Linked DNA regions of Mus musculus: region 2 is linked to region 1. The links are chromatin contacts, found by Hi-C or POLR2A ChIA-PET in ENCODE. All regions are on one chromosome and are shown on one strand. Each heading gives the region's core, a stretch centred on a gene start or an enhancer-like site at or near the end of the contact. The rest is flanking DNA. Distances are from core to core; before and after follow the strand shown. Region 1 holds the start of Sertad1 (SERTA domain containing 1). Region 2 overlaps Pld3 (phospholipase D family, member 3).

Region 1 (3,196 bases), core at 230-2,729:
CTGCTATGCATGGAACTCTATGGTCAAATGTACAGAAAGTGGTAGGAAGATGCCATCCTGGGAGGTAGTCAAGGCAGGTTTTTCTAAGAAAGATAAGTACATTGAAGCTGAGTCCTGCTGTTTGCACTGTAGGCTATGGAGAAGCAGGGCCAGGCTTTCCTGAAAGAGCCAAAGGAAGACAGAGAGAGGTAAACCTGAACTGGGGAGTTTAAAAAAAAAAAAAAAAAGAAGGCCACCACACACTAGGAGCAGGCGCAGAGAGTGTGACACAGTAGGAGTCCCGGTGGGGGTGGGGAGCAAGCAGGAGGAGGCGCGGGCAGGAATAGGAGGCTTGGATTTTCAGAGTGTCAGGACAGAGTCATGGAGGGTAGGGTCTAGGCAGGAAGATGAATGGTGACGTTAGTTGGCAAGGTCTCTAGAGGATCCCCGGTAGCTGCTGCCTGGGGAAAGATCGGTGGCGGGGCAGCATCATGTGTGTGTGTGTGTGTGTGTGTGTGTGTGTGTGTGTGTGTGTGTGTAGGTTTGGAGATAGAAGTGGGCCTGAACTGCCTGCCTTCCGACTGCTGTACTCACTGGGATGCTGGCCGCTTGGGTTTAAAGCCTAAGCTGTTAGTAGTCACTCAAGGAAGTAAGGGTCCCGAACTTATTGAGGAAAGAGAGAGACAAGGGAAACCCTGAAGGGCCGCGGGAGTAAGTCATTGACAGAAGTTTGAAAATCGGTACTTTCTTCCAAGAGGACTAGAGTTTGAAGCCCCTAGCCTAATCTAACGGGGGCATAAAGGCCGCAGGGTCTCAGTCCCGGGGACGCTGCCTAGACCTAGCAAGACACTAAAAATCCAGTCTTTGCCCTTTTCGCTGAAGACCCGGGAGCCGGGAACCGCAGGAATTCAGCCCCCACCCCGACTCCGCCCCCCCGAGTCCCGGCGCCCCCTAGCGGTACTCCAACCTGGGCTCCCCCGGGGACTCCGGCCCCAGTGACCCCGGGATCCTTTAGATTCCCCAGGGTACCGCCTGTCCCTCCCGGGCCACAGCGAGCCGCGACCCCCGCGGGCCGCTCAGTGAGCCCGGCCTTCCCTCGCTTCCGGAAGGCAGCGGAGGCGGCTCCTCCCGGAGCGGCGGCGGCGGGGGCGGGTGAGTCACGCAGCCGGAGCCAGGGAGCCGGCGCCTCCGCCCCCTTCTCGGGCTCCGACGTGATTCACCCAGCCCGGCCCGGGCGGGCGACACATACAGGCCCTGGGCGCTCGATCCCGGTCAGCCCCGGCCACCATCTACCTAGCTGAGGTATCGAACACCCTAAAGAACCCGGCCCCCCGTACCCCCGTCTTTCCCCACCAGGCCCCTTCATTTACATACACAGATCACTCGCGGCCAATCAGAACGAAGAGGGAGCCACACGCAGCCAATCAGGAAGCGGCTGCCGTAGCATCGCTAGCTTGTTCTGCTCCAGCAACCGACACCTGGGACGGTAGGCGCAGTTCTGACTCCGGCGCACGACTCCAGACACTCGACTATCCCTAGTTCCCGCCCACTCGCGTGGCAGCCCCGCCCTGCAGCTCAGGGATCGGCTCTCGTTGGTGGTGGTGGGCGGAGCCTGAGCGGGGCCGTTCCAGAAGGAGGGGGGAGGTTGTCCCTAAAGCGCATGCCCAGGAGGACTGCCTGAGCGAAGGGACAGCTCTGGTAGCGATTTCCCTTGTGGGGCGATGACAGGTAGGGGTTTTGTACTTTAAAAAGTACAGGCCTGTCACTTCATGTGTTATTTTAGAAAACTGTATGACTTCTGGAAGAGGACCTACTTCTTGAGAGTTACAAAATTAACAGTTTTCTCAGTAGGGCTTAGGATACTGGACTCAATACAGTGAGACAACTGGATTCTACTATGATTAAAGACGGGAGTAAGGGGGGGACGGAACGACACCAGAGTCACGTCCTGGGCATCAGTTCCGGAGGAGCTGTGTGACTTTGGGCAGCAGTTTAAGTCCCTGAAAATAATTTCCTGCGGGGCGTGGTTGTTCACACCCATAACCCCAGTATGGGAAAACTAAAGTATGGGGGATTGCTTTGAGTTTGCAGCCGGACTACTTAGTGGATTTGAATCCAGCCTGGACCTCAGAGTGAGATCCTGTCTTAAAACAAAACAAAACAAAACAAAACAAACTAGCAAAAAAAACCGACGAACTTTTTTTTTTTTTTTTTTTTTTTTTTGCGACAGTTTCACTAACTTGCCCAAGTTAGCCTGGGAAACAGAGCAACCAACCCTCCTCAGCCTGTCAGTGACTGGAACCAGAGACTTATGCCACACCTAATATTCTTTTTTTTTTTTTTTTTGGTTGTTTGGTTAGTTGGGTTTTAGTTTAGTTTTTGTGTATGTTTTTGTTTGTCTCTTTGTCTTGGTTTTGGGTTTTCGTTTATTTTGAGACAGGGTTTTTCTGGGCAACAGCCATGATTGTCCTGTAACTCAATCTATAGACCAGGCGGCCTCTAACTCAGAGATTCACTAACCTCTGCCTCCTGAGAGCTGGGGTTAAAGGCCTGCGCTCCACACCTGGCCTTCAGCTATTCTTAAAATATGTTTGGAAAGGTACAGTTTAGTGAAAGAGTGCTTGCCTCACATTTCAGCATGTTAAACACCTGCACTTGGTTACAGCACTGAAAAATAAAATAAAGTAAAATAGCCTGATGATTTACTAAGAGTAGAACATTAAGGGCTGGAGAGGTGGCTCAGTGGCTAAGAGTACTTGTTGCTCTTGCAGAGGACCAGGCTCGGCTCCTGGTTCAGGTTCAGTTCAGCACCCACATGGCAGCTCATGACTGCCTATAACTGTAGTTTTAGAAGATCCAACACCCTATTCTGACTTTCTCAGTCACTCGATACACGTACTACATAAACAGCCAAACAAGCACAAACACAAATCCAAACAGTAGAATGCTGGGCTGAGGAGGTGGCTCAGTGGGTAAAGACACTGGTGCTGCTAAGTGACAAGCTGAGTTCTGTCTCCAGGGCTACAGAGAAACCATGTGTGGAGAAACAAACAAACAAACAGTCAATCAACAAAGAGCTAGTCTGTGAAGCTGGAGAGGTGGTTAAACTGTTAAGACTACTGTCTGGTCTTCCAGAAGACATGGGTTTGATTCCTAGCACCTACATAGGAGTCCCAACAATATAATTCCAGATGCCCTATTCTGGCTTTTGTGGGTT
Region 2 (3,196 bases), core at 233-2,732, 56 kb before region 1:
TACGTGCTGTCTCAAACTCTTTGTAGCTGAATTTTATGACCTTGAACTCCTGATAAATCCCTGCCTTCACCTCCAGGGAGCTAAGATGACAGACTAGTGCCAGCACGCTCTATTTCCAGCTTCATATTCTTCCAAGAAAACATCTCTCATCAAAGCCTTCAGGAATAATGAGAGTCAACCCAGTCTCTCCTCCCCTCCCCCACCCTGTAGTTCACCCACTCTAAGGCTGCTATCTTCTGCTTCTGTGAGATCCTTTCAGAAGCCTCAGTTAACCTCCGTCCTTGTCCTTACCTGCTGGATCCTGGTTTTTGGTTTTCTTTTCTGAGACAGCCTCAGTGCAGCCCAGGCTGGCCTGGACCTCATCGATATCCTCCTGCCTCAGTCTCCCTGGTTATACAGGAAGAGGGGCTCTATATAATAACAGCATTTGGGAGACTGAGACAGGATTGTTCAAAGGCCAGCCTGGGCCATAGTATGAGACCTTGGGGAACTACCCACCCAAAAAAAGTTAATAATAAAAAAGCAGGCTGGGGATGTGGCCCCCTTGGTAGGGCCTTTGCAAAACCGTCAATCTAGGTGGATAACACACACACAAACCAAGAGAGCCATCCCTAAAGGCAGCAAAGGGCTGTTTATGCTGCTCAGTAGCAATGCAAGCTCTGTACTTCCTCTGTGATTCGGATAGGCTAAGGGGAGAGTCATGAGAAGGACCACCTGTTATTTGTCTAACTTTAAATCCGTACAGTACATCAGCCCGGGCTATAGGAGATCCTGTCTCATAAGACCTAAATAAATAAGTAGCATACTTTAAAGAAAAAAAAAAAATCCTGCTTGGATAGAATATGAGATCCAGAAGCCTTGGATTTTCCTTTTTAAATTTTAATCTCTAAAAATAAAAATTGACTTAAAGGAAATATCGTCATCCCAGCAAACTACCAGAAAACCCACCACCCCCATGGCCAGCCGTCCCCGATTGTTCTCCCATCCCATTGCGTGGGCTGTCTTCTCCTGAGCTTGCCCTTCTCTTTCAGTTACATTATTCAATCTTGATCTCCCTATATTATCTTCAAGCGCCTTCAAGATTAATCTTAGGATTTATCACTAAAGAGTCCGTGGTATAAAAATTCACATTTGGTTCCAGGACAGCCAGGGCTATACAGAGAAACCCTGTCTCGAAAAACCAACAACAACAAAAATTCACATTTGTAGATCAGAGAAGGGATAAGAATTCCCTTTTCTCTGTGACTTCTCGGTCCCTTTTGGGAGGGTGGGGGAGAAATGAGGAAACTGGGGTGGCTATGGCGAAGCTGAGCTCCTCTCTACCCCAAACCAGGTTGCTCAGGACCACCCCTTTCCCGGTTCGAGGGGAGTCAGCCGACGCGCGCGCACTGCGCAGACTCCTCGCTGCAGTGGGCGTGATCCGTGGAGGTCCCGCCCCTACTCAGCTGCTCAGACAGAAGCTGGAGCCCCACCGAAGTAGCAGCCAACGTCTGAGTAAGGCCGGTGTTGTTTTAGGGTGTGGGGGCTGCGGTGCGGGACGGGGGGTAGGATTGGGAGGCTGCGGTGGCCCTGGGGTATGAGCCTCAGATGTCTGGTCAGGTAGGTACCTGGGACTGGGCAGACGCTCCACCTGGAACATTCCGTGAGTCATCCAAGACTGAGAAAAACCAGGCACAGAGATTCGGGGCTCCCCTGGCCCCCAGCCGGGACTGTCTTTGTGAAATTACTTAGATTCGAGCTCAGCAGGCAACAAAAAGGGGTTCTGATAGGGAGTAACGTGGGTGCTAATGACGGACATGCTGGACGCTTTGAAAGGCAACACGGGAGTGAAAAAAAAAAGCAGAGGCGTTGGACCTCGAGGGATTTCAACATCCCAGCTGACCAGCAACCAGTTTCTTCCTTTTGGGGTGATGGTCATAGGGCTAAGGGCCCACTTGATAATGGGAGAAGAAAGAGGCTTTTAGTAGATCTCATAAACCCAAAGATATCCACTTTTTTTTTGATGCCCCTTAAAAGCCCAGAACACCCACACAGTGCCTGCTTTTTGTTTCCCCAGTTTCCAGTCCCTGACACACCCACCTAGCCACCTTCGTTCTGCAGAGTCCCCCAGCGGCCAGGCAATATGAAGCCCAAACTGATGTACCAGGAGGTAGGAGGATGGGATGCTTAGTGGGGGGGGGGGGGGTATTGAAGGGTAGGAAACCACCAAACCACTCTATTCCACTCCGCCATCATCCCTGATCCCACAGCTGAAGGTGCCTGTTGAGGAGCCTGCGGGAGAACTGCCCTTGAATGAAATCGAGGCATGGAAGGCAGCAGAGAAGGTAGGAGTACGCTGCTCCACTTGAACTATCTCAAACTGTTGGGACCACCTTGTATAGGCTGACAGCTTCCTGCCCCACTCCACAGAAAGCCCGCTGGGTCCTCCTGGTCCTGATCCTGGCGGTAGTGGGCTTCGGTGCCCTGATGACTCAGCTGTTTCTATGGGAATACGGGGACTTACATCTATTTGGACCAAATCAGCGCCCAGCCCCCTGCTATGACCCCTGCGAGTAAGTGAAAGGCAGCTGGATTGTGCGTGGGAGGGTCCTGCCAGCCCAGGGACACTTAAGCCTGCGAGAGCACCCGGTGCTTTGCTGCAGGCAGTGCTGTGACGAGGGGATTGTGGGTGCCCACATCCGTGCCCACTCTACCCCCTCCTTTCGGTTTCCATGGCAGCCACAGCGTCATCATCCTTTATACAGGTCTGTGAACACATGGGCACTGTATCCCATCTACATCTGTGGATACACACACGCACACACGCGCGTGCACACACACACACATACACACACCTCCCACACCTCTAGACAGACCAGTGAGATACACAACCAACCTTCTCTCTACATCTGGAGACCTGCAGAGTTCTTCTTTCTCAACCTATCCTCTCTGGCCCTCTGTGACTGACAGATATCCCTCTATACCTTCAGGGCGGTGCTGGTGGAGAGCATTCCTGAGGGTCTGGAGTTTCCCAATGCCACCACGAGCAACCCCTCCACTAGCCAGGCCTGGTTGGGCCTCCTTGCCGGTGCTCACAGCAGCCTGGACATCGCATCCTTCTACTGGACCCTCACAAATAATGACACCCACACGCAAGAGCCCTCTGCCCAGCAGGTACCTGGAAGCCTCTCTTCTCACCCAGCTCCCCACCCACCCC

Evidence for each region. A loop is a pair of places that touch in the nucleus more often than their neighbours do. ChIA-PET counts read pairs that join two places held with the same protein, here RNA polymerase II (POLR2A).
Region 2: a map of mouse trophoblast stem cell shows a loop between it and region 1 (2.3-fold over the local background). The contact joins the enhancer-like site here to the promoter of Sertad1 in region 1. A Hi-C loop is called at or near these places in 1 of 37 maps with a recorded cell type or tissue (mouse trophoblast stem cell). POLR2A ChIA-PET finds 5 or more read pairs at or near these places in 4 of 5 experiments (Patski and embryonic stem cell).

The regions. Positions count from the first base shown.
Region 1 is chr7:27,485,236-27,488,431 of GRCm38, reverse strand. Sertad1 (SERTA domain containing 1) reads right to left here and starts at 1,479. Exons shown (of 2, transcript NM_018820.4): 1 at 1,354-1,479. Gm38972 (a long non-coding RNA gene) reads left to right here and starts at 1,472. Exons shown (of 5, transcript XR_881906.2): 1 at 1,472-1,707.
Region 2 is chr7:27,541,042-27,544,237 of GRCm38, reverse strand. It overlaps Pld3 (phospholipase D family, member 3), which reads left to right. Exons shown (of 14, transcript NM_011116.2): 3 at 1,334-1,494; 4 at 2,057-2,149; 5 at 2,250-2,324; 6 at 2,410-2,552; 7 at 2,970-3,153. The coding sequence starts at 2,123. Among named protein-coding and RNA genes, the nearest start is that of Pld3, 11 kb to the left of the region's middle. Within about 2 kb of position 1,482, at least 1 of the 3 ENCODE cell types and tissues checked has a DNase peak (open chromatin) inside an H3K27ac peak, as active enhancers do.